Regions from separate parts of the Homo sapiens genome. Here region 1 is linked to region 2. The links are chromatin loops, found by intact Hi-C in ENCODE. Cell type or tissue: gastrocnemius medialis. All regions are shown on one strand. Each heading gives the region's core, and the rest is flanking DNA. Links, peaks and the distances in the headings are about the cores only.

The links. A loop is a pair of places that touch in the nucleus more often than their neighbours do. Peaks named below come from ENCODE experiments on the same cell type or tissue, not always from the same donor. Only the 100,000 strongest peaks of a DNase experiment are listed, where the experiment ranks them.
Region 1: a loop joins it to region 2, with 1.8 times the contacts of the local background. A loop is called at or near these places in 2 of 110 quality-filtered maps.

Annotation. Positions count from the first base shown.
Region 1 is chr17:57,274,437-57,289,542 of GRCh38, reverse strand. The region is part of intron 5 of MSI2 (musashi RNA binding protein 2); the gene reads right to left. Among named protein-coding and RNA genes, the nearest start is that of MSI2, 25 kb to the right of the region's middle. RefSeq lists a silencer at 734-909 and an enhancer at 4,436-4,705. In gastrocnemius medialis, for the core only: a CTCF peak has its summit at 7,121 (motif pointing right); a DNase peak (open chromatin) is centred at 7,106; H3K27ac peaks cover 6,927 bases.
Region 2 is chr17:57,565,920-57,581,025 of GRCh38, reverse strand. The region is part of intron 7 of MSI2 (musashi RNA binding protein 2); the gene reads right to left. LOC107984993 (a long non-coding RNA gene) reads right to left here. Exons shown (of 2, transcript XR_001752947.3): 2 at 6,198-15,103. Among named protein-coding and RNA genes, the nearest start is that of MSI2-AS1, 35 kb to the left of the region's middle. RefSeq lists enhancers at 1,070-1,570, 1,571-2,071. In gastrocnemius medialis, for the core only: no CTCF peak of the experiment used is centred there; DNase peaks (open chromatin) are centred at 6,895 and 8,203; H3K27ac peaks cover 4,911 bases.

The DNA of each region.
Region 1 (15,106 bases), core at 2,720-10,719, 290 kb after region 2:
AGAAATAAAAGGGAAGAGAGGACGGCAGAGTCCTGGCAAGCAAAACTTTTTTTTTTTAATGAATTCATTTCAAATAAAAATCCATTCAGTGCATGCAGAAAAGCCAGTCCCTCTGAGTGACAAATTTGTGTGTGCCAGGGATGAGAGAGCAAATCAAACTCGTGGAGCTTGCAACCAAACTCCTAGAGGCCCAAACACAGGACTGCCAAGAGCCCAGGAGTGCAGAGTCATTCTGCTAAAAGAAGTTCCCACTCCAAAAAGCTCTATAGAGATGCTGGCCTGGGTGGAAACGTCCCCTCTCCCTGCCCTTTCACTTAACCAAAAGGGAAGACCAGCAGGAGCCGTGGAAATCAAACCCAGGGCATGTGGCTAGCCACCTGCGGGAGGCTGGGGCCTGGACCAGGTGATCTCTCCAGGCACTTTCCTGCTCTTGAATTTCATGAATATTTCATTGTCCAGGTTCCAATCCATGCAGAACAGAACCTCAGAAAACATACAAATATTTCCCCTTCTTATAGAGAAGTGACCTATAGTGCTAGACCAATGACTCTCATCTAAGGGTGACTGTGTCCCCCAGGAGACACGTGGCAATTGCTAGCTGTCACAACCAGGGAGGGATTGCTACTGGCATCTAGTGGGTAGAGGCCGGGGATGCCGCTAAACATCCTACTACAGATACAATGCACTCCAATGCACCCCCACTTCCCCAACCTCCACCCTTGCAACAAAGAATAATCTGGCTCAAAATGTCAACAGTGCCAAAGTTGTGGACCCCTGGCCTAGAGCACAGAAGGTAATCAAACGCTCACACTCCCAGCCTTCCCACAGCCTCCGTTCCCTGTAACACCACTCACTCCCAGCACCTCTCTAAATCAAGCAGGAATTAGAAACCAAACTGCACCATCTATCATCTAGACACTGGGATCCACCCTCAGCTGAGAGCCAAGGGTCTGTGCTGATTACAGCCAACCTCCCTCAGTCTCCGGTGCACGCTGCTCTCAGGCAGAGGCCAGAGAAAAGGATGATGACCCAGGAGAAGCTGGGACTCTGTGAGGCTAACTCTCAGTTTAGCAAACACCAGGAAGGTTAGGGGGAAGATTCTGTAGAGAAAGTCAGAAGGGTACAACTAACCTTTCAGGGCCTGGAAGGCTAAACAGCACACTCGGGCCTCTCGGTCCAAAGCAGTAAAATCAATGGTGTAGGGTTCGGTAACTGCACGACCTCCTCCCTGTCCCAGCGACAACAGCTGGGTCCAGGCTGGCTGCATAATCAACACTGACTAAGCACCTAACAGATGCCAGGAATTGTGCTACGTGCTCTACAGAAAGTTCTGTCTGTTCCCAGAGCTGCCACACAAGTCTTATTATCCCCATTTTACAGATGACACACATCAGGCTCAGAGAGGTTATGTCACTTGGCCAGGTCACATAGCCAGGATTCAATCCCAGAACTGTCTCCAAAGAACAGGCCTATCTACCATACCACATTGCCTCTCTTCTCCCAAACATCCCACCCCAGACAGAGGGATGGAGGAATAAAGGAGGAGGAGGAGGCTCAGAATCCTCCTGGAGCTCCTCCTGCTCCTCCTGGTGCCGCCCTGGCCTGCTCTCCCACACTCCCCACTACTGCTGTCTCCAGGGGCTCATCTGACCACATCTGTTTCGTCTATAGGGTCTCTCTGGGAAGATGGCCCAGTGCATTCCTTGCACTCCTTACGCACAATGGCATTGCCAGCACAGGACTCTGATTTCATTCATAACCGGCCGAAACAGACATCCTGCTCCGCTCTAGGCAGGGGCTGCCATGGAATCCATTTGACTGCCAGGCCGGCCAGGTGTGCAGTTTGCGAAGGTTTCAACCAGGCAGGGAAAGGGCTTTCCAATGCCCCACGTAGGAGCCGAAAGGCAGAGAAGCACCACAGGCCTCTTCCCTGGGCTAAAGTCCCAGTACCCAAAGCAAACCAGAGGACCAAACACCTAACACAAACCAACAACCACAGGAAAGCAGCAGCGGCCAACCAAGCCCAGGAGAGTCAACATGCAAGACTCCGCGACTGAGCAACAAGTTAGGATGGTAAGCCCCGGCAGTCCTCCACCCGCAGACAGCCCCTCACACACACTATTCTGTCCCCCACAGGACCCCTTCCTTGAGGCTGGCCGAGAGGGACCCATGGAAGGGGTGCTAGGCCAGCAAATTATATGGCACCCAAACTCAGGCCCAGCAGGGCTTCCAAGACACACAGGACAGCCTCGCCAGGCTGGGTGTTCACTGAGGGAAGCAGTTTCACACTTCCTTTCCTTGGGCCTGCACTAATTTCCCACACTCACATTGCAAGGAGGCATTCTTGGGCTCACGGGGCCCTCAGAAAGGGTCCTATTATAAAGGTTCAGCAAATTAAAAAAAAAAAAAAACAACTTTTTGAGACCACTTATTTGTAGGGTACTATAGAGATGATAAATATGGAGCAAAAGGGGCTGCTTTTTTTCTTTCTTTTTAAATTTCCAATGAAGAAATGTGGCTTCAAAACTCTCTGCGGCGCGAGCCAGTTGCCTCCAGGCCAGCCTCTCCCTAGGCCTTGCTTTGTTTCTGGGCATCACACTCTGACCTGCAGGACCCGCACTTGGCAATCAGCTTAAACCTACCTCGGCATTTTAATGAGCCAGACTGCCATCTCCTCCCACACTGCCCGCTCTCTCCTGGAAGAACACACCTTTCCTAATTCTGTTTGTTCACCAGAAAAATAAATAAATAATAATAAGCGGGGGAGGGGGTGTGGGTTTACTGGAAGGTCATTTTGCCTTAGGAAAGGAACAAATTAAGTCGAGGCTCACAGTGAGCCGGGAAATACATTCTCCATCAGACAAGCGACCTTGGGGCCTTCGGTTTTAGGCGGGAAAGGTCACTGGTAAGGCAGCCCCTTGTTTATGGAGCCCGGATACCAATGACGTGGTCACCTCCGAGAAGCACAATTACCAACAGGGGCACGCCAAACTCTTTTATTGGTTACCTCTTAAACACTCCAGAAATCTGTCCAAGTCCTTGCAGAATAGCAGAAAACAAAAGTGCTCTCAGCAGGAGGGGGAAGCCAGGACTCGATGATGAGCAATTAGTGAATCAATGACTCTCAGAGACACTGATTTAGACCAGCAGTTCTTATTAGCGACCGTCGAGGAAAATGCAGGGACACACAAAGCTTCCAGGAGAGACTAAAGCTTTAAAAACATTTTTTTAAAAATCACCACAAACTGCCTTCAGAGCTTCCCCCTAAAACACTTAAAATGTGTGCTCAGTCTGAGGAAAAAAAAAAAAAGACTATTTGTTGTTTCCTTAATGTCAAAAAAACAAGTGAAACTACAACCACTAGTTCTGTCGCCCCACATGAAAATTATTCTCTCAAAATCCCAAAAATGAGATAAGGAATTAGGTATTAGACAAAAGAAAGAAAGAAAAAATAAAGAAGAAAGAAGGAAGGGAGGGAAAGACAGAAAGAGGCTGGCTAGCTAATATGAACAGCATGAACTTTTTCTTACCCTCATCAGATTGCAGGAATATAAAACAGATTGGTCTCCACTCCCACTCCATCCATGTTGAATAAAAAGATACTGATTCACGTGATAAGACGTATTCTTTAGTACTTTCTTAATATAACCCCTCATCATCTAAACACCTGTTCGGAAAATCAGAACTACACAACAGAAAGTGAGTGGTAGGAGGCTTGGCTAACTGACGGGCAAGGAGAAAAGAAAACATTTCTAAAAATATAATGATGCTTGCTAAGAAAATAGAGTTCCATGTACACAGAAATTCTCAGGAATACCTACTTGGGGAGACGTTCCTGTAACTGTTTTTAAACATTCAGTTCCATCCCACAGAATTCAAAACACCTACTAAGAACACAGAAGCTTCCCAGGCATGACTGTGGGGGCCGGAACCTTCCACAAACTTTATTTGAAGGCTGCTAATAACATGCAGCTGGGCATACTTTCCCCACACCCCAGCCTCTCCTGAAAAGTGCGCCCTCCCACCACCACCTTCCTTTCTTTCTGATTTTGTGAATACCAGCGAACGCTGAGACAATGCGGTTCACCGTGAAAATGGAAAACCGCAAGTTGGCCTCCTCAGCAGCAGCCAGCCCCCAGCCAAGGGCCCTCTGCAAACTTCCCCTTTATTTGTTCCTTGGTTTGGTTTCTGCTGGGTTGCTAATCTATTTGCTCTAAGCTATTGGAAGAAGTCGGCAAAAGAAAACAAAAAGGCTTTCTTCCTAGCAGGGGAAAAATGGGTAACCTTGAACCCAAAGAACCCTCCCTCCCCTGAAACTCCGGCTACTCTGAAAGTTTGTTGCTATCTAACCTTGAAAACAGTATGTGCCTCAGGGTCCCCTCCGCACTGGGCTCTAACAAGGATGTTGACGGTTCCTTATCTAAGGGGAAGGATGCAAACAATTTTTTTTAAGGTGAAAAGAAGAAACTTCTAAGAAACCGACGCCAATCTATGCACAGAAAAACCTCCCCTATCCTCCTACAAGTCTTCCAGAAAGGGGAGGGGTTGAAGAAAGAGAAAATCCAAAAACTGATCACTGCTAAGCTCCATAGTTTCAATAAATTGTTACCAATGTTGTCTTCGAAGGCAAAAAAAAAAAAAAGGTCATTTTAATTCTGGTTGAGGAGGGCATAGGGTAAACCCCTGGCCAACTTGAGCTTCTCCCATCCCCAGCAGATGAGGCTGAGGTTGATCCAGAGGTGACCTGTGCCAACAAGCCCTCCCCCAATGGGGGCAGATGACGCCATGAAGCCCCATGCTTCTCATCTCCATGGTGACCCCAAAAAACAAAATCAACTCTACACTAGGAGACACAAGAGTCCCATCAACTTAGAAACTTTCTTCTTCTCAGTAATAGTCTCCTACAACATTTTAATGAAATACTTTTTTAAAAATTGGGGTCAGAGTGTTTTACGTGGGATTACAGTCAAACCACATCTTCCCATCTCTTCGTACTTATTCACTTAAAAATATATATATGCTGCAGATTTCAAAGTGGGCTGTGACTGCACAGCTGTAGGGAATGAGCTTGTCAAGAGAAAAAACACACAGGCACACCTCTAAAACACATACATAAAGCACACAGATTTATTTTTTGTTTGGAGTGAGAGACACATCAGTTCGAGTTCTAGGCCAGCAGCTGTACTACAAACGTTTCGGGGTGGCGGGTGCGGGGTGGATGGCAGGGGCAGGGGGAACACAGGAGTGAGCCTCAAGGACAGCTGAAATGAGGGCCACCTTCGAAACCCTGCAGCCAGGCGTCACCAGGACTACCATGACCGGGTGGAGGGCCCAGCACAGCCAATCCAACTCTTTCATTAAAGAAGGGAAAAAATTCAACAGGGATGAAAAGAAACCAATACTTGGGCAATGCTCAACTCAGCGGGCCCCTTTTGAGAATTAAAAAGGAAAATAAATCTGGGGCTGTGTCGATCCAGAAAATCAGAGCAATGGGCTTCCCTGTTGAGAGGAGGCCACTTGATTCGCCTGAAGTTGACTATTTGTGTTGGCACTAGATCCCCTTAAAGATTGTTTACAAATACAGAGCAATCAATATTTCCTAACCCAAGGGTCTCCGGGATAGAAACATGGACCTGCTGGGCACAACGTGAGTGCTTCCCATGCGTCCCCACGCACCTGCCACCCTCTGCTCCAAGCCTGGGACACACATTCCCCTGGACCCGGCAGGCCCCACCTGAACCACGCTTCCGGGAGTGCGCGTGCGCGTGTGGTCTTCTGCCTCCTTTAACCTCCTTCACTGGGCTGTTCATCCCAGACTAAGCACCAACTTGGCTGACTCTGGAGCCTAATTTTCTCCTCCCATGCTTTCCTAGGGCCTAAATCGAGTTTTTTTGTTTGTTTGTTTTTTGTTGTGTGTTATCATTTCAGTATTGTTTCTAGTTGGGGGATTTGGAAGAGGCTGTTTCTTTCCTCATCCTCTCTCTTCCTTTCTTTCCTTTATATCTAAACACATTTTCACATGCTCTTTAAGTGGCTTCAGGTTTGGCATCCATCTCAAACACATCTATAATGGATCAGGAGCCCAAAATCTGTTTCCGATTATAACAGACAAATCAAGCCCCCCTGAAGTTGGAGGCGGGGAATGGGGAGAAAAAGTCTTTAATGGGTCAGCGATACAAAGGGACTTCTGGGGTTCTGCCCACAAAGGAAGCACTTCAGCCCCAGGGGCTGACATTACTGACTGACCCTGTGCGGCCTCTGCTTATAAACTTCCCAGCACTCACTCCAGAGACTTTACGGGCCAGATTCCGCCCTTAGTGAAATGGCATTTTCTAGAAGTCCCGGTGAGTTTGAAAGGGAAAAGAAAGGGAGTGGAGAGGAGGCACAGAAGCCCCCTCCTCTTCCAAAAATGGCAAGCCCCCACACAGAGAACACAGCTGCAGGAAGATTAAAAACATTTTATTATTTAAAGAGGTACAGAGGGTTACTGGACATGGGCAATTTAAAATTAAATACAACTCTCGTCACAGCCGTTTGCAGTTAAAGGTGAACATGGTTATTTTAAAAGCAAAATCGCCCTGCCAGAAGGACTGCCGTTCAGCAAGGGGCCCAGATGCCGCCTCAATTATTAAAGTCGTAAGCTGGCCATTCAACTGCCCTGACGGCAAGTCTCTTCTAGAGACAGAGTTCCCTGAAAAAAAAAAAAAGTCTGCCCCCCACCCCCCAACCCCAGCCCAAGCATAAAGTAAACGCTTTAGAGAAAGTGAATAATATCTTGTCACGGAGGTAAAAGACTCAATTATAAAACCTTCAGAAAGATTCTCAAGGAACATCTACCTACGGTGACAGAGACTTACACAAAACCAGAAGACAAGCTAAAATATTTCTCCCCTATCCACCCCTACCTACTCCTACCCCTAACAAAACAGAACAGGGAGAGGAAGCAGGGAAATGGGGGAGAGGCTGCCATAAAAAAATGATCTCGAGACCTGGGCACTTATCTGACATAAAGCAACATCCTCCAATCCTGAAAGATGAGCCTGCCACACACACACTTCTTTATCATCTCAGCAAGAAATATGGCTCAGGAGGCCAGCACTAATTTTAGTATCAGATTTATTATACAGCAGGGGGCAGGAATTCTTCAGGCCTGTGCCTTGTCTCCCAGTGCAGGACTAAACTGCCTTCAGGATGGCTCCTTGGAGGAGCAGCAAGGCTAACAAATAGAAACTTCTGGATTCCTGATATTCAGGAATCCTTGGAAAATACGCAACTGGCCCTCCAAGCTGCTTCCCAGTCCTTTCAAAGCCTCTGTGGGTGCTTCTAAGAGCTCCCCACTCTGAATAAAAGACCACAACACACATCTCACTTGTTTGAAATGAACCCGTCACCCCAAGCAAAGACAGGAAACCCCAAGGTCATAAAGCAAGGGTACACCAACATAGTCTGAAACCAAATCCAGTAGTGACAACTCCTAGTCTCCCCGCTTTGATCTGAAGGGAGATAAAGCTAGGGAAGTCAAAGCAGTGACAAATTTAAAATGTTGACATCCTCAGCCAGCCACTCCAACCTCGCTGCACATAAAGCCCTAAATGGATGGAAGACACATTTTCAGGTTGTTTGATCTCACTCAGGCTTCCCCACCTCCAGTTTCTGGACATCCTTTTGTCTGCTTTTGGCCCTGATTTTTCTCCAAGTTATCCCACGGAGCAGGACTGTCACTGGTAGCCTCGGCAGTTGTCAGTCAACCTGATTGCTTTACTCCAGAAGGCCCTTTTTACACAAAAGGCCTCACTGAGGCAGAACGGGCTCACCTTTGATTTGTTCACCTCTCACATGTAAAAGCAGCTCGTACGCCTCTCCCGAGCATGGCTGCACTCGTGGAAAACTGAAACGCAGTATATTGGGAAACAAGGCTTTTTAAAGCATTCTCTGGAAGGCAAGATCCTAGCTTGGGTTCTGCTCGAAGAAAGAGCTAAACAGAGCGAGCTGGAACAGAATTAGCCCCGAGAACCCAGGGATGGAGGGAGAGTGGCAATACCAATTTGCTGGAAGGGATCTGGAGAGTAAACGAAGAGGAACGTTTGGATTGCAAAGATAGAAACAATTCACTTTGCATCATTTTCAGTCTTTGGAGTTCAGTAGGGAAGTATGATTATCAATCCACCAGAGAGACGGGGAAGAGTGGCCCACATGAGCTCAGAATTGGCTGGTGATGGCGTTGCAGGTAGTAGAGGTGCTGAGAACTGACACTATATCCCTCACGTGATGCTCTCTTTAGAAGATCAGGCTCTCCCTGGCTAACTATGGCCTTCAGCCCTCTAGACAGGAACCTGCTGGACCACAGGGGAGTGGGCCTTGCCATATTCCCATAGGTTGAGCACACACAGACTAGCAAACATCAAACACCAATAAGCCCTCACACACCTGGTATGATATTGCCAACATCACTTCTCGGGGGATAGCAATTATGCCACAATTTCATGTCCCTGACTCACCAGGCCACACACGACAAGACTGCAAGAGCACCTCCTCCTTGGGCCCCTGGCCTGGGCAGAACTCACGGGAGAGCCCCTGGATTGCAGAGTGCTCTTTCCCCAACACCCATCTGACCTGGCCACCCCCACCCTAAAACTCATTAAGTGCTCCCCATGGCCAAAAGCAGTGGTCTCCGAAGTAGGGTTTAGAAGAAAAAGATTAAAATGTTTATGTGTGCTTAGCTTTTTTTCTCATCCTATTTTATTTTTAATGATTTGCCTTATTAGGAGCATGCTATTTTAGTACAGAAGTATATGTATGTCATTTATAAATAAATATGTATACAGTGCAAGCTCAAAAACAAGTTTACCAATAGGGGTCCGTCACTAAGAGTATGCCGATTGCCAGCCAAGGGGTTACACTCAACCCCCTGAGCCAGGCACACCTGCCCTGCCTGTCCCCTGCATGGGCCAACACTCTCAATCTCACGGAGGTGGGGGTTGGGGGCTCTGCTCACATCAATGAGAAGTCAAATTTGCCTCTCACCTTTAACACTTGCTACTCCTCAACTAACCAAACCACCAAGCTGCTGCTCCAATTCTCAGATGCATCTCAAATCCATCCACTGGTCTCCATCACTACCTCCAAGAACTCAGCTAAGCAGCCATCCTTCCTCAAGTGGATCACCACAACAACTTACTCACTGATTCCCCCACAGCCCCCTGGGGTACCCACAAGCCACTTTTCGTGTAGACTGTCAGAGAGATATTTTCAAAACGCAAACCTGATCATTTCCCATCCCATCCCTTAAACTTTTAAATGGATGGCTTCCCCAACCCTCCTAAGATAAGAATTTTTATCCCCGCCAACGCAAGTGTGACCTCGCCTGTCCCCCTGTCCTCCTCACTCTCTGCATTCCAGCCACCCTCTCTTCCCTCAGCACATGAAATGCACCCTGCTACTTCCCTCCCTACATCAAGCTCAGCCTCAACGTTATTTCTCCAGGAAGCCTTCCCAAAACCCAAAGGACACTGTTTTTTTTTTTTTGTTATGATCCCTTTAACATCCAATGCATGGATGTATAGCATTTATGGTAATGGTACTTCAATCATGAATCAGGCCAGGCACTGTGGCTCACGCCTGTAGTCCCAATACTTTGGGAGGCCAAGGCAAGAGGATCACTTGAGCTCACGGGAGTTCAACCAGCCTGGGCAACAAAGTGAGATACCCACCTCTACAAAAAATTTAAAAAACTAGCCAGGCACAGTGATGTGTGCCTGCGGTCCTAGCTACTTGGGAGGCTGACGCAGGAGAACCGCTTGAGCCCAGGAATTCAAGGCTGCAGTGAGCTTTGATTGTGCCACTGCACTCCAGCCTGGGAGACAGAGCAAGATCTTGTCTCACAAAAAAAAGAAAAAAGAAAGAAAAAGAAAAGTAGTGAATCATGCAATAAGTTGTTTAATGAACATGCCCCTGCCAGCCACAGACTCCACAAGGGCAGGGACTGAGTTGCTATTCCCCAGCTTTGGGCCTGGTTCAGGACTGGAGCTCCAGACATTTGTTGCATAATGAGCAAATCAATCTTCCCTCTGCCCTCCTCTGCACATTACACCCCAGCCCATAAGGAGCAATGTGCTACACCCCCCAAAATCCAAGCTGTCTAACTGCTCCCACAGTTCCCTCAACTTGGAGGATCTCCTCTCTCTCAAGATTCAGCTCACAAGCCCTCCTCCGTGAAGCCTGCCCTGCTTGCTCCGTCCTCTGTGCCCCTCCTGTGCACGGCTATAGTCCCCTCTAGCTCACATCCTGGTTTAGACACCTACCTCCCTGCTAGCCTGGGAGCAGCCAGAGGATAGGCTAGTATCTGATTCTGTCTCCTCTGGGCCTAAGAGCATGCCGAGCGACCTCATGTGTGTCCATATGCGGCCTGTGTTGTGCTCACTGGCATAGATTCCCCTTTCCACCTTCCCTTCCAGAGAGTAACAATATAATAGTTCACAACAAGTGCTAAGGCTTTTCCCACCTAGAACACCTGTATCAGGTCTGCCCTGAAAAGAAAGCTGAGATACAGCCAACAGACACCGACTCTCCACACAAGTACTGGCGTCCACAGCTCCACGTCTGCAGTGGCCAAAGGGCATGAACCTGTCCCTAGTTCACAGTTCCTGCTGCATACGCAAGGCATGAGAAACAGGTGCTGGTGCCAACTTAAAACCATCTCATCAGGAGGGACAGCATCATGATAAACAGCTAATGCATGCAGGGCTTAATACCTAGGTGATGGGTTGATAGGTGCAGCAAACCACCATGGCACATATTTACCTTGTAACAAACCTGCACATCCTGCACATGTATCCTGGAACTTAAAATTAAAAAAAGAAAAAAAAACACATCTCACCAAGCTCACCAAGGGGTTGGGGGGGCAGTGGGGGGATGGAGGTCTTAGTGGGAATGGAAGCAATAAAAAGACAACTCTGTCTGCCAAGCACACATAGGAACACTCTAAAACAGCAAATGGCCTTTGATCAGCCCCGCCTGAGTCAAGCAAGGCTTTTAAATTCAGATAGTACCAGGCGTGGGTTCCAAAACCTAATGTGGGTCTCCGTGTCCCTTGGGGATTGGTCCTCCTCTTGTCCCTCCTCCCCTTTCCTGCAGTGAAGTAGTTAAGATGTCAAGCAAGGGGAAACCCCAGTCCCCATCTCCTCGAAGCTGGGTGGTGCAGAGCACTTCATCAGCTAAGTCCCAGACCATGCATTGTGGGCAGGCCTTGCCTCTTTCGCCGCAATTCTCCCTCTATGGGAAACTGTTCAAATCAGAATGTCAATCTATGGAGCTCAAATGTTTTCTTTCTTTTTCTCTCTTTTTGAGAGACAGGGTCTTGCTCTGTTGCCCAGGCTGGAGTACAGTGGTGTGATCATAGCTCACTGCAGCCTCAACCTCCTTGGCTCGAGAGATCCTCCCACTTCAACCTCCTGAGTAGCTGGGACTACAGGCATATACCACCTCACTTGGCTAATTTTTGTATTTTTTGTAGAGAGGGTTCTCACTGTGTTGCCCAGGCTGGTCTCCAACTCCTGGCCTCAATCAGTCCTCCCACCTCTACCTCCTAGAGTGTAGGCGTGAGCCACTGCATCCAGCCTCAAATGTTTTCTCAATGTGGTCCCATCTAGTCCGCATCTTGGCTCAACTCTCAGAAACCTTTGGTCAAATCACTATGGAGCTGTTAATAGTAAAAGTAGCCCCCAGGAATAATGTGCTAGCCACCTCCCAGGCGGTGTACTTTACGAACACTGTCTCCTGTAAACATTACAACAATCCTGTCAGGTAGATGCTCATATGGTATTATCCCATTTTACATATCAGGAAATTGAGGACTAACAAAGTTAAGTGAACTCCCCAAGGTCAAGCAGCTAGGAAACTATTATGCCAGAAAGAAACCCTAAGACTGTCTGCCTCCTAAGCCTCTTCTCTTAAGCCCTAATCAGCACTGCTTCCCACCACATGCCTTCATTCTTCCCGTCTACAGATGGGGAAATCGAAACATGGAGCTGCAAGGCAAAGTGCCTGAGGTCATGTTCAGCACATCAGCATTGGGCTAAGAGACCAAGAGACAGAAGTCAAGTCTCTCCTGCTAGGACTGGAACTTTCACACCCATGGTCTGCCATACTCCCTCACGACCCAAACCACCCTGTCAAAAAGAAAACCAGCCCGGGTGCGGTGGCTCATGCCTATAATCCCAGCACTTTGGGAGGCTGAGGCAGGCAGATCACTTGAGGTCAGGAGTTCGAGACCAGCCTGGCCAACGTGGCGTAACTCCGCCTCTATTAAAAATACAAAAAAATTAGCTGGGTGTGGTGGCGGGTACCTGTAAACCCAGCTACTTGGGAGACTGAGGCAAGAGAATCACTTGAACCCAGGAGGCGGAGGCTGCAGTGAGCCCAGATCCTGCTACTGCACTCCAGCCTGGGCGAGACAGCAGAATTTTGTCTCAAAAAAAAAAAAAAAAAAAAGAAAAGAAAACCAACCCAAACCCCCAGTCCGTAGAAGAAAGGTCCCTAACATGATACAACCCAAGGAGAACAGGTCCCTTCCTCTCCAGGTCTCCTTTCCCCTGACTATGCAGTGGGGCTCACTCACTGTCTCTGGTCTCATCCTTTCTGCCACCGTTCCCCAGGAGACCGAGTCAGCCCTGGGAAAACTTGGGAGCCAGGAAACCTTGAGCCTCGGCACAAAAATGAGGCGCCTCCGTTACCTGGCACTCACCAGGGACTTGCCTCAGAGAAATTCTAGCGTCACCCAATTTGGAAACCAAGGAAATGAGTCATGGCCCTTTTAGGAAGCTAGAGAGATGACCTTTACTTACAAAAAAGGAAACTGAGGCAAACAGCAGCGGCAGCACGCCGGGAAACACAGTAGCTCAGAACCCACACCCACCCAGGCACTCTGGTCTTGTTCCTCCCTCAAGTTCTAAGAGAATGCTTTGCACTTCTTTAGTAATTGTCCCCTCCTCTATCTTTCTCTGCATATTTCTTCCTTTGGCTTTTAAACCCAGAAACTTTCACCAAAAGCAGGCACAAGCAAAAAGGAGCCACATTCGTGACAACAGTTGAAGCTACCTCATCAAGCAACTGAGGTCTAAACTGGCTCCTAATTAATATTAACCCTCCAAATCAGAGTCATGCTCAGAAAACCTTGGATGAAGAGACGCCAGGCGGGAGGGGAGTCTCCAATTTTCTTTTTACTTCATCTGGAAAATTAAGAGCACTGCTGATTTGAACAAGAAATCATCAAGGAAAGCAATCACAACTCCACACGGCCCATAACTCGATGGACTTGGATGTGTAACCTGCCACTTTCATGTGCTGAAATTAAAATGATTGTGGCAAGAATAGCAATGATGACATGGGTTTGTCCCTCCTCCTTCAGCCTTAGAAAACATAAAAACCCCTACAGAATCTTCTGAAGGAGGTCAGGTAAAAGATCTTCCTTCTTTGTCAAAATAAACCAGTAGAAAACTGGTCCAAGACTGTGCTAAACAGCCCTTCCCAAAGAGATGCTCCCCCAAGACTCTTTCTCTCCAAGGATAATGAATTTGAGGGAGGGGAGGGAGACAGTGAGCACAGAGAACTGAAGGAGGGAGGGGGTCCTGAAGACCCTCCACTCCAAACTCAAACACTTACTTGCTGTTTCTGCATTAATTACAATAAACTGCTTCATAGCCTAGTGATCACTTAATGGAGCAGCAAATATGGCTTTTTCCCTATAATTAGTCAATGTAATCTACTGCTATTTCCCTCCTCCTGGCCACCCCTTCTCTCCTTCCCTTTCCGTCCTCTACACACTAACATTCACACGCACTCCATCCCCTGTCCAGGATCCACTTATAATCATGATCTTGTTCCCCGTTCCCAGCAATACCTGGTAAATTCCACCCAGTGGACATGAAGTGAAAGGGACCCACATACAGGGGATGCCCCAAGGGGTCTGGGGGCTTTCCCAGCCCCGACAATAGGTCTGAGCGTCAGCATCTCCCAGGCCAATGGCTGGGAACTGTGTTCATTTCCTGAGCTCTACCAATCTTCTTCCCACTCACAGGACAGGGCTCATGGGTTTGTAGATCAAAACCTACTATTCCATATCCCCAAGCAAAAGTTTCTATGAAAAAGTAACCCTTGCCCTCAATCCCAAGGTTCTCCCTCGCTCCCTCCTAGCTGGGGCTCTTTCATGTCTCTGAAGTTACTCTCTCCTCTTGGACCATCCAGCCCTGTGCTCCCAGTTCCTACCAAGTGTCAAAGGAACAAAGGCATCTTCAAAGGCTGGGGACACCATCTAAGGTTCCTAACTGAAATGATTTCCCTGCCCTTGAAAATGTGGCTTTTGTGAAATGAAGTTGCTAAAACAGCCCTTTGGCATGTGGATTAAGGATGACAACACCCTCTTTTATGGCCTGCTTTTCTCTACTCAGACCTCTAAGGACTTATCAACTAACTTCAGATACTCTCATCACCAGCAAGAACAGAACACTTTGTATCTTTCCCATGTTCGAGATGGCTTTAAAATTTTTCTTTTGTTGTTTATGGAGAAAAGAATTCACATTTTCTCAGTATTCATCATACACCTGGTGCCTTATTTATACTGGCTCATTTAATCCCCACAACCCTACTATTCCCCTTTTTTTAAGTACAGAATTGAAACCCAGAAAGGCTGGAACACCTTCCTAAAGTCACAGAGTTAGTGGCAGTTATCAAGTTTCAAACTAGGTCCCTCTGAGTCCAAAGCCCGTGCTGCCAACAAACCACACACTTCGTTATGGCACATGAATTTGTCTGAATCCAAATTACACTGCAATTCTACCCGTGTCACATACATTTATATGCATAAACGCACAACCACGTGTGTGTGTCTTCTTTTGTATTTCTCAAACATTACTTAAGGAAAAATACGTAAGGCAGAAGACAGCAGTACTTAGCGTTCTCCAACTACTACGTAAGGCAGGCACGGAGCACTTACCCAAACCTGCCACAGGACGTGCTCCTTTCTAACAACCCCACAACTCACACACCCATACACTTCCTTATGTTGCAGACACCATTCTAAACACTTTATTATGTTAAGTCCCATAATCCT
Region 2 (15,106 bases), core at 3,744-11,743:
AAAAAAAAAAAAAAAAAAAAAGATGCTGACCTCATGGGGCTGGCATGGGGATTAAATGAGATAATGCTAGTTCTGGTTATGCCTGCACAAGTCTGTTGTTTTTATATAAAGATTTTATACCCAATATTGCTTGGAATGAGTGGGCTACCAGCTGAGACTTGAAAATACTTTAGCTATCAATAAATGTTGACTGCGGTGATAAGAGCTTTAGCAGAGCCACCTCTGAGGTACCAAAGCTGAGCGATTTGGAAGTGTATTTGAACTCACCTAGTTGTCGTCTCCAGTGCAAACTGGTCACAAGATTCCTAGGCCAGAGGGGTTTATTGAAGCCTCTTCCCAGCCTGTCCCAGGAATTACAGGGGTATCCAGGCATGAAATGGACTAAATGTCTTCTCTTTTCCCAGCCATCCAAATTGCTTTAGCCTGGCCTGATGGTGGCACTCCCAATTTTTCACGCTTACTAATGAAGCCGTCCACCTGGCAGGGCAGCTAGCAAGACCAGCACTGGAAGCCAGGACTGGAAGAGCCACAGAATGCCGGGGTGGAAGGAAGGGGCCAGGCCTAAGTGGAGGGTGTGGGGGGCAGGCCTCACCCGGGGTTTCCTGTAGGCTGGGGGCCAAGGCAAGCCCTGAAGTCAAATGCCAGGGGTCAAGGTAAAGCCAGGGTCAGAAACACAAAAGCAGTCAGTCAGGAGATGCAAACAGATGCTGCCTCAGCCTTCATCGATAAACTTTGGTTTGGTGGGGGCAGGAGCCCTTCCCAGAGGAGGAAGATGAGTTCTGAACCAAGGCAAACTGTTAGGATATGATGATAAATGGGTTCACCCTGCTAGAGCTGGACAGAAAAATCAGTGCTAAGGGAAAACCCCAGGAATAATGAAGGCAGATCAGCCCCTGCTAGGCCCAAGTGGGAACAGAGAGGAGACAGCTGGTCACCTGGTTCTATTTTTTTTTTTTTTCTGGAACATTCTTTCAAGGCCCTAGGTACCCAGTAATGTAAAGGTTTCCAGTTTCCTGTGGTGAGGCCTTCTGAACATGTGGGTTATTATTTGTGGACTATGAATGGAAAGAGCCTCTGGATTTGTAGAAAAGGTTGTAAGTGGAAGGAGCCTGGGCTTTGGGTTCAGACATGGGTTGTAATCTCTGTTCCACAACTGATTGGCTGTGTCTCAGCTTTCTCATCCTTCAAATAGGGACAGCAGCATTATAGGGTTATAGAGGATTTAAGGAGAGAGTACACCGAAGCCTGGCACAGTTCCTAGCCCCCATCAGATGCTGAAGCACTCACGCCTCTCTAGAGGACCATTCTCATTACTTATATTGACTTGCTGTCATGACTTAATAATTTGGCCCTGTAGGATGTGGGTTCCAGAAGACGGCTGCCTCCAAGGGGCGGCTGCTCAGGGTCCTTGCGTTTACAGCAACATCTTCCCATTGACCAAATGGGGACAAAGAGGGCTGGAGATTAACTGAGAGGTGACTGTCTAGGGGAGAGGGGTCCTCAGATGTCCTGATGGCTGGCACAAGGCGGCCCTTGACTGGAGGCAGATGCGTCTGCCACTCAGAGCAGGCCACAGGGCACACCTTGAGGCCAGGCAAGGAGGCAAGACCTGGGTCTCCAACGGGAGCCACCGCCTCTCCCACCACCCAGCATGGGGGCCAGATCATCCCTGCGTCCTCCAGAGAAGGCAACCGAGCGACAGCAGAGCTTTCCCCAACTTGAAAATCACCGAGCACAGATAGCCATGTTACGGCCATTCTGCCACTTGGCCACAGAGACCAGTAACTTCAATTTATTTGTGTCTGGGGCCTTAAGGAACCTCAGCTGTCATCCTTTCCTTAGTTTATTACCAAATTTCTAAAATATTACATCCTTTATTATATCCAAATTCACTTTATTGCACTTGACAATACAGATAATCACATACCATATGCTCTAATGTTTTGAAACCAATGCATGTTGACAGCGGTTTTTATTCATGATGCATAATTCCATCCCCAGCTCACAATGAGGCATCTGAGCACCCAGCCTGGTGTTAAGACTTTTGCCTAATAACAGATTAACAATACAGCAAGTTTCCGAGACACACTCCCTCCCATGCCATTTTCTGTTTACAATGGGAAAAATGTACCTGGGCTGAAAAGATGGGCTTATCAAAGAGGAGGGGGAAAAAGAAAAACAACCCCGCATCATCACACACCCACCAGTCCCAGAGGGTTTATAATGATTTGTTACTGTTCCACGCTTATGAAACTTGATATTGAAAAGAGGAATTGGTTTTGCGCCAAGTAGCAAGGCAACTAATCACACCAACCCACACTGCTGGCCCCTGAGAATGGAAAGCACAAACTGCCCCAAAGCTCTCATTAGGAGTCTCTCTTGTTTTTACTCCTGTTTTGCTAGAAGCAAGTATTTGTCACTCCTCTACCTTGGTGAGACCATCCTTCTCCCGTCCCCTTCCCCTCATCCCCTGGGCATTCTTCTGTTCCCAATTAGCCCCAAGCTTCCTGGCGAAATGAATACAGCTGGGGATGCATCCTACCCCCCCAGTCCTGGCACCTCTCAAGCAGAAAGGCAAGGCCAGTAGGAACTGTCTTTGCAGCTCCTTCAGCGGCAGAGCCCCTTGTTCTGCGGGGTGGCTGAAGAGAAAGGGTGGATAATTTAAAGATGATCCCCTAGCTTTGCTGTAGTGCCCAGAACAAACAATGCCATTTCATACGTCCCCTAACTAAGCACTTTCATTTGCTTCAGAGAAGCACTCAAACAACTGTAAACCCATTAGATCATGTCAAACGTGGTGGGAAAGAGCTTGGGCTGTCACCAGCAGAGAATCAACTCAGATTTATAGATTCTTAAAGCTTTAATATATAGATATTTGTCTTCCCCCTGCAGATAGACAAGGGGACCAGGGCAGGGGCGGAGGAGGCAAGAAGAACGGCCCACAGCTCAGCGGCAGACAGATTGGAGTTTCACAATCATTCTCCCGGATAATGGGATTTCTCAACAAGGGGAGGAGCGGGGAGGAAGAAAAGCGAAGCCTTCACTTTGCTGAACACTTGGCTGTTTTTCCAAAGCTTTGCTTGCGGGTGGTGTGGGGGAGGAAAGAGATGTTATTATCAACAATGCCTCTGGAGTACCCAGTGACCTGCCGTGAACAAAAGCAAGTGGCGACCAAAGAAGGGCTGGAGTCCGAGGACGCAGAAACACTTACTCAGCCACCTACAAAGGAGGCCAAATGAATTAAGAGGCATCTTACTCCAAGTAATTGCTGTGCTTCTGAACAGCTTAAGTTATAACCTTTTTTCATAAATAAGAACCTACTTTCCCTTTGGGCTTACATCATGACTCCAAGAAAAGCTTTCTCTTTATTTCTTAATCATCTTCAGCAAGTAGGGGGCTCTTCCTACTACCTCAAAGGGTTTGGAATTTTCTTTTTAATTTTTTTCATTTTATCCTTTTCTCTTGCTTGTCTATCATCTACTGAGCATGGCAGTAAATAACTGGTAATTAAACCAATATCTACTGGAGACCAGGGCTTAAAGATATAATTTTATACAGAATCCTCCTGAAATATTACCAGTTGGGCTCTATGGGTCTGGAAATGGGACGGTTTGGACCAGGCTGGACTTTCATAATGCAGGACCCACCAGTGGTTTGCAAAGTGGTCCCTGGCCCCATCTTGCTGCCTCATCAATTCTAGTCTCTGAATATTTCTGGGGAAAGGGGCATCACCCCTCGGTACTTCATAAACACAGCTTGTTTGAGTTGGGCATCTTGAGGTGTTGCTAAATTCTTCAGCCCAAGGATCAGCCTTTCTCTTGGTAACTTCACAAACGGCCACTCATGGTTGGGGAAGCAGCCTGGCCCCCCTCCCAGGGGTAGTCCTTCAAGATCTAACGTAGCCACCTCATTTCTCCTTATTCGAGTCTCCTTGGTTCCTCTGGAATTTTTCCCGTAATACTGTCCTGGTCCCCATCAGACGACCTCCTCTGATGTGGTCTATCTTGTCAATGCCCCTCTTAAAATAAATGCCTGGAATGGAATATTCCACATGGGGTCTGAGCAGTGCAACCAAATACCGGACTGGACTTCCCTTTGTGGTGGCGTCCTTAGCAGCTCCATCACCTGTTGCCTCAAAGAAAACTTAACAGTCAACTAAAAAAACCCCAGGCTTCCTATAAACCATGTCAAAATCTCGCCCTGCCCAACCTTCCTTTTTTTTTTTCTTTAAAATTAGACATCGATTATAGTCATTTTTTTTTTTTTTTTTTTAAAGACAGATTCTCGCTCTGTCACCCAGGCTGGAGGGCAGTGGCGCATCTCAGCTCACTGTAACCTCCACCTCCAAGTTTCAAGCGATTCTTGTGCCTCAGACTCCCAAGTAGCTGGGATTACAGGCATGCACCACCGTGCCACTAATGTTTGTATTTTTAGTAGAGACAGGGTTTTACCATATTGGCCAGGGTGGTCTCAAACGCCTGACCTCAGGTGATCCACCTGCCTCGGCCTCCCAAAGTGCTGGGATTACAAGTGTGGGCCACTGCACCCAGCCAACATGGATTATGGTCTTCTGATTATAAAAGTAACATTCATTTTAGAGTCTTAGGAAATACAGAAAACATCTATTCCTACAACAAACATTCATTGGATACCTTCTATATGAAAGAATCTCAGCTGGGCCTTTAGGATACAATGGAGAGTAGGATCCAGCCCTTGCCTTCAAGGCTGTGAGAAGCACACAACCCACATTCTCCACGGCTAGAATGTGTGCAAGGAATAGAGTTGTTGAGCCTGAGCTCCAGGACTGCTGTTGGTTTTGTTCACCACCATATCCTCAGCCCCTGATAAGTGCCCAGCACAGAGCCAGTGTTCAGCAAATAATTATTACAGGAATCAATGGCTTTAAAGGATGGCCTTCCCACAGTGTCTGTCTTACAAATGATTCCTAAAAACTAAATCAGTTCTGACCAGAGGCAGTTAGTCCCAGACCAAGTTTTAAGTAAGAAAAATACGCCAGGGCTGCTTCTTCAATCCACCAGAGCCTCCTTTTCCAATTTTTTTTTTTTTTTTTTTTTTTTTTTGAGACGGAGTCTCGCTCTGTCGCCCAGGCTGGAGTGCAGTGGCACAATCTTGGCTCACTGCAAGCTCCGCCTCCTGGATTCACGCCATTCTCCTGCCTCAGCCTCCCGAGTAGCTGGGACTACAGGCGCCTGCCACCAGGCCCGGCTAATTTTTTGTATTTTTAATAGAGGCGGGGTTTCACCGTGTTAGCCAGGATGGTCTCGATCTCCTGACCTCGTGATCCACCCGCCTCAGCCTCCCAAAGTGCTGGGATTACAGGCCTGAGCCACCGCGCCCGGCTCCTTTTCCAATTTCTACCCAGAGCCTGGGCCAGGGGGAGTGGAATCTGCTTAGCTGAAGGTCTGAGGTGCAGGGGAGTAAGAGGACAGTGAGAAGAAAGAGCAGAAAGGAAGTCAATCCCGGGGTCCTCAGGCCTGGCCAAACAAAGCCATCTGCCTTGTCTGGAAAAGCTCATTTGCAAAGGCTTTGGTGAAAGTTCACATTTCTCCAGGCTGCGGCAGCTTGGAAGAGCCATGCAGCGACTGAAAGGTCAAACAGGAGATGCGCAGCACTCCACTCCCATTGAGCCGCCACCTAGAGCGGTGTCAAATGTGGTTTTGCCACTTCCACCGACAAGATAGGACGTTTGAGCATCTAGGGCAAATGATGCCACAGAAACTATAAGCCAGGCAAAACCCTGGATCTCCCAATCACTTTCTCTCCAGGAATAAGCTTCAGTGTCCATGGGCTGCTTGTGGAGGGGATGGGACCAGCCAGAACAGGGATCTGCTCCAGCCGGGGGGTGGCGGGGGGAGGGAGTTAAAAAAGAGAATGCGGCCGGGCACAGTGGCTCACGCCTGTAATTCCAGCACTTTGGGAGGCCAAGGTGGGCGGATCACGAGGTCAGGAGATTGAGACCATCCTGGCTAACACAGTGAAACCCCATCTCTACTAAAAACACAAAAAATTAGCCGGGCGTGGTGGTGGGCACCTGCAGTCCCAGCTGCTTGGGAGGCTGAGGCAGCAGAATGGCGTGAACCCGGGAGGCGGAGCTTGCAGTGAGCTGAGATCGTGCCACTGCACTCCAGCCTGGGCGACAGAGCGAGACTCCGTCTCAAAAAAAAAAAAAAAAAAAAGAGAGAGAGAGAATGCAGAATTTGTGTCTTTGAAGGCTGGCAGAGCCATCTGTCCTGCTCATCTCTTAAGACTGATGAAACCGAAGCTCCACAGTAGTTGGTAGAAGATAGATGGCAAAAGCTAGGACAGAACCCACACTCAGAGAGAGACCCTTGCCCTACAAAGGGTCACCTACTGCTGCGCCTAAAGGCTGTGCCCCATATGACACATCCAGCCTGGCACACATGCCAGCCTGACACATCCAGGCTGGAAACCTTCTAGGAGAGACTGGGGGTGGCCACCAGAGGCTCAACCATGGGGACACAGGACCCAGAATTGCATCCTTGACCTGGGCTCTGTGGACTGGCCCATGGGCTGGCTTCTCCGCCCTGCCCCGCCCATGCACCATCCTTCTGAAGGAAGACATCCCCATCCAATGGCCTGTGCTACAGACTCATGAGGGCCTTTGCACTCTGGTTCTTAGCTCCTGGTTTTCTGCCAACCAGAGGTATAATGGACTTTCTTATTTTATTTCATTGGCTTGTAAAGGAACATAACCAAATAGTGACGAGAGAGAAGCTGGCAGTGGTGGAGGCCTCAGCAAAGGCTGGAGAAAAGCCAGGAGTTAAGTAATGCCTTGGCCATTAGCTTTCCCCAGAGGAGCAGCGGCATTGCTGGGGCTAGGATGGAGGATATGAGGGGTGGGGCTGGGGAGACACAGATGTGCAGGGGCTGGAGTTCCTTTCCCAACCTGGGACTGACAAATCCTAGCCCAGGGAGGGAGGGGTAGAGCTACCTCCTGACTTGTTCTCCTCTAGGATGAGCCATATTCCTTTCCCCGCCTGGCTTTTCCTTCTTATTAGGTTGTCATCATTATCGTCACAACCACCACCACGTACTTGGCTTATAAGTCCTACTCAACCCCTTCATATGATGATATCTAATCCTTCTAGCCTGCCCTCGCCCTCAAGGCAAGTAATGTTATCCCAGTTAGACAAATGAGGAATCAGATGCTCAGCAAAGTCAAGTCACTGTCCATGCCCTCCTTCCATCAGGGAGTCGCTGAGCTGGGATGTAAGCCCAGGTCTGTCTGTCCCTAAAGCCTGTCACTCCTCCATCAGCCCCTGGAAGATCAACCAAAATAAATGGAAGGCTTAGTGTTAACACAGCCCTGGATAAGCTGCCATATAATAGAGGCCAATGGCTGGTCGGTTATCCTTGCTGATAAATGTGGTGGCCCAGGAACTCAGCAGGTCTGGAGTGATGGGGGTTGATCCCCAGCCTCACTCTATGGGCTCTATCACCCTGAGCAACTCAGGTGACCTCAACAGGCTCAGCTTCCTCATTGAGGGCAGAGATTTCAGCCTGGGTGGTTCACTGCTGAATTCCCTGTGCCTAGAACTTATTCTCAATAAAAATTTGTCAAATGAATGAATGAATCTGAAAAATGGAAATCCCAGTAACAGCCTCCCCACCTGGTTTATTAATGAGTGATAATGTAGGAGGGCACTTGGCACAGAGCACGACACATCCTAAGGGATCAATAAGCAGAAGTTGCTGGTCATTAATACTATTATTACATATTATTATAACGCTATTATTGCTTTTCAAGGTCATTATAGGGATCAATGCATTTGGGAAATATAAATGTAAGGCAATATCTTTACAATAACTAGTAACCAATGCTGACAAATAAGGGCAGACACTGACAAGTGGTCCCCATGAACACCGTACCGCCCACCACAGAGGCATTCTAGGAGACTGCCCTCGCCTTCCCATTGGACATGTGCATCTGGACTCTACGAGGGGGCACTCCTGCTCCATCCCAGGTCACTGTGCCCATGTGGGATCCTCAGACGGAGTTGTCGGGCACGTCCACACTTGCACAGCAGTTCCAGTGAGAATGCATCCTGTTACCTTTGCATTGGTCACCTCATGCCCATAAGTTACAGCCATCTCAGCCTGATCTCCACTCGGTTTAGTTAAAAATAGAGTTTACAACAGAAACCTGAATCCAGGCTCCTCTAAATCAGGACGGCGGGGAAGCAGGTGCTACCCAAATGTGGCGCCGTGCTGACGAATGGAGGTCGGCCGAGCTCAGCTCTCTGCCCTGAGCTGGTGGGTGGCAGCCTCCATAGCAGAGATGCCAGCTCTGGGGAAAGGAGGGCTCTTTACACAGAAGGCAACACATTCCCTCCAACGTGCTAGCCTCCTTCGATTCAATCAATATTGGTTTAGCACCTGCTTATGTGCCAGGAGGTACCTGAGGCTGCAGCCATGTCTCAAGGTGACAAAATGGACAAAGACAAGCAGACACAGAATATCTTGAATTCAGGACAGATTGCCTTAAGGAGAAAGGCAGACAGATTGGACTTTTAAAAGCAAATCGTCAGAAGCTAGAGTTCTGAGACCATGTCCCACAAAAATTACTGGGCGCCAGCCTTGGGCTCTGAGGCTCTGCAAATTCCTCTAATCCCAGAGGCTTCTATGGCAAGTCCTCACTCTTTTCCAGGTTGCTGCTGCCAAATACCATCTTGCTTAGCGAACCCAAAATTTCTGGAACAGGGTGAAGCTCAAAATAATTCTCACAGTTAGACTCACTGGGACCTAAATAGCTTTGCTGATTAAACCTCTGAATCCTTATTCAAACCTGCGACATTCCTCCTTGGTGATGCCAAATCCTTCATGCTTCCCAGCAGGCTCTGGCTTGAGGATCCGATTCTGCTGCACACACCTGTCAGGGTCACCTGTCCTGACTTGGCTACGATCCATTGATTTACTCTTTGGCACGGCTGATCAGCTTTCTAGCTCCCCCACCACACCCACTGAAGCACAGATGAACAATTAGTTGGCCTAATGATAAAGTACCCTTCCTTAGGGGTCTGGAGAACTAGGGTGGGTGTAGGTGGGATTGAGAGGACATGAGGGAAGTGGGCATTTGCAGAGAGGGAGGGTTTGGGACCCTCTCCTGATGTGGGCGGGGAAGGCAGAGGCACGCAGTCGGCTGTAGAAAGTATTGGCTTTCCCATTTGGTGTAAGCTGCTCACCTGCCCAGCTGGGAACAGAGAGGAAAAGAACAGAGGAGTGTCTGGATGTGCTCTCAAAGTGACATTATTATCATTACTATTACTTTCCCACTGTCTTTCCAAACCCATTCCTGTAGGTTATTTCACTTTATCCTTACTATCATTCGATGAAGTATCTCAAAAAGGATTATCCATTTTAACCCAAGAGGAAACTGGAGTATAGACTAGGTGACCCTTGTCGTTGACCACACCACGAATCCAAGAGGAGAATATTCAGAGAGCACAAGAACCAGAGGAGAATATTCAGAATCCAGAGGTACGTGAGGTAAAGGCAAGGTAAAACACTACCAGGTCCACCAGAAACCCATCTCCTGGGAGGAGCGGGGCCTGGTGGGGGCTGCCACATTCCCTCAGAGCATCTCCCCTTCCTGCATCCTCCTGTCTCATGGTTCTGAGGTGGCAAGGTCAGGCCCCTCAGCCTGAAATGCGGGGAGAGAAGACTTAACAAACGACAAAAGCAAGTTGTGGATTGATTCTCCCCTTCCCAGGGCGGCCTGCCCCTCCTCTTCAACAGTGACAGGCAGTAAAAGGTTAGTGGCATGCTTCCTGCCTCTGGTTCCTCGGAGCTAAATGATCAAATGATGTCAGGACTGGGCAAAAGCTCGATTCCTAGTTAGAGCCACCACAGCTCCAGAAATGAAACTTGGCACAGCATCCCTCTGCTCAGAGGCTCTTCACTGGACCCAATACATCAACAAGGCGGCCAATTATGGCTGAGTGCACACTCCTACCCTGGTCTTTACCCTGAGCCCACCTGTGGCTCAGGCTTTGCTCAAATCTGCAGGGGGAGGGGCCCCAGAGGCCGTCACTGCTGCCCTGACTGCCTTCTTCCCATGCTGGTCTTTCTCCCAGATGTCCTGGGAGGAAAGCCAACCCAGCCAGGACTCACACACCTGCCTGCCAGATCGGCCTGCCAGGAACCCCCATATAAGAGAGGATCCAGCAGCCTTCTGCATACCATGCATCCCAAGCTGCCAGACTCTGGCGACCCTGTGAACTCAGGTCACACCCATATGAGCAATTGCAGTGGGCGCCATGCTGGGCCTCCCACTTTGTCTCAAATAGGTTGTTTTTGGTTGTTGGCTTTTCTGATAAACAATCTGAATAGGCATAATGGCCTCATCACCAAGAGCATGAAATAAATCCCCAAATTAACAGAATCCCAAGGACTGGGGACAAGAAGGCAGGCAGGGAAGAGTGTTGCAGAGAAGAGATTCGACTTGGGTCTCCAGCACTGTCCATTTTTACCTGCTGGAAGAGACCCCTGTTCTCATCATAGCTCCTATGCTCCCTGCAAAACCGTGGATAACTCACAAATAATTAAGGCACAGATTTCAACCCACCCCATAACTCCTCTACCAGAGAAAACCACTGGTGAAAGTGTGGAGAATTTCTTTCCTTCCATGAATACTGCTTTACTGCAATCACTCTCAACCCAACCTGCATATCATAATCACCTGGGGGGTTTTAAAAGACAGGGATGTCCAGGCGCCACCCTCAGAGCCTCTGATTTACTTGGTCTGAGGTGGGGCCTGGGAGTTGGTCTTCTCTAAGAGCTCCCCAGGTGATTCTAATTCTAATATGATTCACAGCGTATATAAATTTTATAGCTTTTTTGTGCAATACTATGTCATCGGCATTTCCACGTCATTTAAAAACTCTCTGTAAACACCATTTTAATGGATGTGTAATCATCCATCATATGAGCGTCCCATAATTTCCTTTCAGTTTGCTTTGTAAGTGTTCTCCTGAGTGTGTGTCAGCCGTGGCTCGTGTCTACGCTGAGGACCTCCCTGTAACTCCCAAGGCAGATTTCACACCCTTTCCCACTGATGGCAGATGCACTCAGAGGCCCAGGGAGTGGCCTCCTGCTACACCATCTTAGGATCCTGCACTGCACCCTAAAATTCTTGAGAAACTGGTCATTTCAGCCAGGAAGATAATTTTGGTTCCACATACCCAGAGCAAAGACTTGTGTGGTTAGGTGGGTTCCATGTTAATTCATTCGGGGTCCAGTTTTCCCTGTGAGATCCTCATGGAATTTCCACAAGGCTCACTGGTTTAGGATAGTCACCACCTTAAAAAGTATTTTTCAATCTTTTCACTTTGGACCAGAAATTAGGTCAGGAGCTGATTCTTCATCTTCCTCTTGCTTCTTCCTCTAACATCTTGAAAAATCTGCATCTCTCCAGAAATAGGTGCCTTATTAGCCCAGGCTTGCAAGGTGCCCTGTTTTGGAGCCTCAGGCTCAATCCTGGAAGTTTAAACTCTGAGGTGAACTCCTGCAAATGGAGGGCTCATTTCAGAAGATTCTCATGACTCTCCTCATGACCACAATGTCCAGCTTTCAGAGATCCATCAGCAAGACAGCTGCCCGCAAAACTCCAGGCTGGGGCAGAGATGCCTTTTCTACTGTCCTCCTTCCAGATGTTCTAGGAAGGAGCAAACACCTGGCAGCAAACTGGAGCCCATTTCCAATTTGAAGCTACCAGTTTCCATCAGGGAACTATCAGGCAAGGCCCCTCTATTTCCCATTCCGGGAACATCTGGCGAATAGATGATTAGAAGCACATGCTGGCAGCTACTAACATGCTTCCCAGCTAAATCTAAGCTTAGTCCCAGGGGCCCTATCTCCCCTCCTCTCTCTAATCCACCGTCCCACCCCATTCACCTCCCCACCCTAGCCTTGCCAAGCTTTACTGCAAAAGAGATGTTGCACCTGACCCATGATCTCCCAGACACAGTCAAAAAAATTTTTAAAAGAGGCTACAACAGGAAACAATCTCCCCAAGTCCAAGGTAGGTCAGGACATTTCTCCCTCTGTCCCTCCTTCTCCCCGGTACCAGCCAGGCCCAGGTGTGTTCACTTCTACCTGCTAACCTTTCCTCTCTCACCAATAAACACCACCACAGTGCTCCAGCCCCCTGGAGGCCCACCTTGGTGTAAAGCTTGTCATTTCCACTCAGCAAGCATTACGATAACCAGGCCACAGGTACTCCCCTCCTTTGGTTGAAAGTCTATGGCAATTTTAACATGAAGGAATGTGCTGAAAAGCACCCTCTAGGAGTTTAATAACACTCATTTGCAGTAAACCGGGTTTAGTGTGAAGGCCTCTATCAGGAAAAAGAATCAATAGGGAAGAAGGGGATTAGAGGTGGAGGCTAGGTGTTAACTGTTAGGACTTGAGCCATTAATCAGCAAGAAAGTTCTAGAATCAGAGTGATCTCACCACCTCCTGCTGTGAGGCCCTTTGGGGGTCGACCACCTTCTACAGGCCTCATATCCTAAGGCACTAGAGGCACGAGAGTCTTTGTTCTTGATTGGGGCAAGATCTGGGGACTGAGACAGGATTGTGCCACTGGATTATGCCATGGCCAGTATTTTCCCTAGGGGCTTCTCATGATCCCAGCCTTGAGTCACTGTCTTGTGTCTTGTGCCCACCTTATAGATCATCCCAACTCACATCGAAATGTCCAAAGGAGTGGAAATATGGTTAAATATAATTTGGTGAAAAACTAAAGCATCTTTCATTTTCTATATGGCATCCTTGTGTGGACCAAGAGGCATTCTCCCAGCCTAAGGAAGAAGGTTCATGTCCTCACGTCCCCTCTCGGAGAGCAGTGACTTCATGCCACTCTCCTGCACCCAGCTCCCCCAGCCTTTATTTCAGTTTGTTTCCCAGTTGCAGAAATGCTGAAAGAACATAGGTCTTGGAGTTAGATCAATTCAGGTCCCAATCTCAGAGCCACCACTTATGGGATGTCATCAAATCCCGCTGTGCCTCAATATCTCCATCTATCAAATGGAGACAGTAATACTACTCTTGCAAAGGTTATTGGAAGGATTCAGTAAAGGTATTTATTGTAAGCTAGGTGCAGAGCAAGGTGCTTAAGACTTCTGTCTCCTCCCTTCCCCTTCCCATAATCTGTTGTAACTGTAGACAGAGAAGCCTGCTAGGCCAAGGAGATGAAGAAGGATAAATACATTCCACCCTTCCCTGGGGACAGGTAATCAGATCATCTCTGAGGCAGTGGCCCCATCCACCAGGAAGACCCCCGACTTCCCAATGCCTGGGCAAGTACTGAGAGGAGCCTGGCCACTCTGCCGTCTTTGGGGTACAGCCCTGTTGGAAGAGGCACGCACAGCCCACTGCAGAGAGAGACTGGCAGTCGCCGGTTAACTGCCGGTTAAGGCAGCTGCACTTTACAGTAACCCAGCATGGACAATATTATGAATGACACTCGCAAGCTGCCAGCCCAGGGACTCATTACAGTCAAGGTACAACATGGCGGCCTGCCAAGCCCCTGGCTTTCACACTCGCTATGCCAGAACATCCACACACAATTTAATTGCATTATAATTTCAAAAGTGCTTTTCAAACTGGAAAAAGGCATTCACTGATTAACCAGCGAAGAGCAAAATTGTTTATGAAATTGAATACAAAAAGCTACAGAAATGTAATTGGGTCGTTCTAGCACCTAATTTTCAAGCCATTTTCCCCACTTATTTAATCACGAGATACAAAAGGAGCGACTGAATTGACTTCATACTAATTAGATTACTCCCTGCGATACTCCGGGCCTATATTCCAACTGGTTGATAGCAATGTTTTAAACGGAAACAAAAATGGTGCAGCAGCCTGTCTGCGGGACAGAATGGATTGTCTGGAATAGACCCTTCCATCCATTAATAAGAACGAGCATTTGTCCCCCAAACCTCCCAAGCTCCCTGCTACATGGAAGCATCCTTGGAGAAACATCACCCTCCAGGGCACGGATAGGAAGACTCATCAGGTCCTTCTCCTACACTCCCTGGAAGAATGGGTTTGAACATGCCCCTTCTATTAAATCCTGCCACCTCCCCAGCGGGCACTGCTGCTTCACAGGCAGGCAGAGAAAGCCACCAGCAACTCTCCTAATTGGCTGTACGAGGCCCTTGGTGCGCCTCTGAACACTCCTCCTTACATTGTTTCATAAATTGACTGGTGGCCCCAACCAGATCGGTGGCAGTCTCTCGGGCAAGCCCAGCTTCGTTGAGTTCTTTTCTCAGCTCTGCCTTGAGCTTCCTGAGATGAGCCAAATCCTCAATCTCTCAGTTACTGAGTGAATAAAACCACGTTCATCCCAGAAAGCAATGCTGCGCTATATTCTGTGTCTTGAAATGATACCTCACTCTGCACATGCCCTCTACCAACACAAATCTAGTAAGCTATGATGACTTCTGCACAGGTAAACGCAGGAAATACCGGGCCCCAATGCCTGAGAACACCAACATGTGACCCAGGGGGCCAGGGCTTCCTTCCATTCATCTGGAGACCTTCTTTTGATATGTGGTACTGTCTTCTCATGGCTTTTTTAGCTCATTTTAAATTTTATTAGGAGAAACATAATTGATTATATAATCAAATGTAAAACGTACATTATCAAGATATCTCAGCACTTCGCAGACCATTTAATCAAGATATCTGGGGCTGTGCCAAGAGGAATTAACTTACATTAAGCCTCAAGTATGTATTACTCTGCTGTATTTGTTTCCACGTTTAAGATGGGTCTTGCTCCCTGAGAATGGGAGCAAATCCTTCAAGGACTGTGCCGTACACAAGCTCTGGGTCTGAAGGTCTTCCGTGCTACTTCTCGATTTCTCCAAATGAGGAGAAAACCCAAAAGGCCGCTCTACCTCGAACCCTATCTGCAGATGTGACATCTTCACACAGCCCCCGATTTCTCTTGTCTTTAAGGATGTCTTTGGGGGTCTGCCCAAGTGCCCCAGCAATACACAGCCGGCCCAAAGAAGAAAAGGGGTTTTCGCTTCCATTTGCTCTTCGTAAATCGCTACTCTCCCTG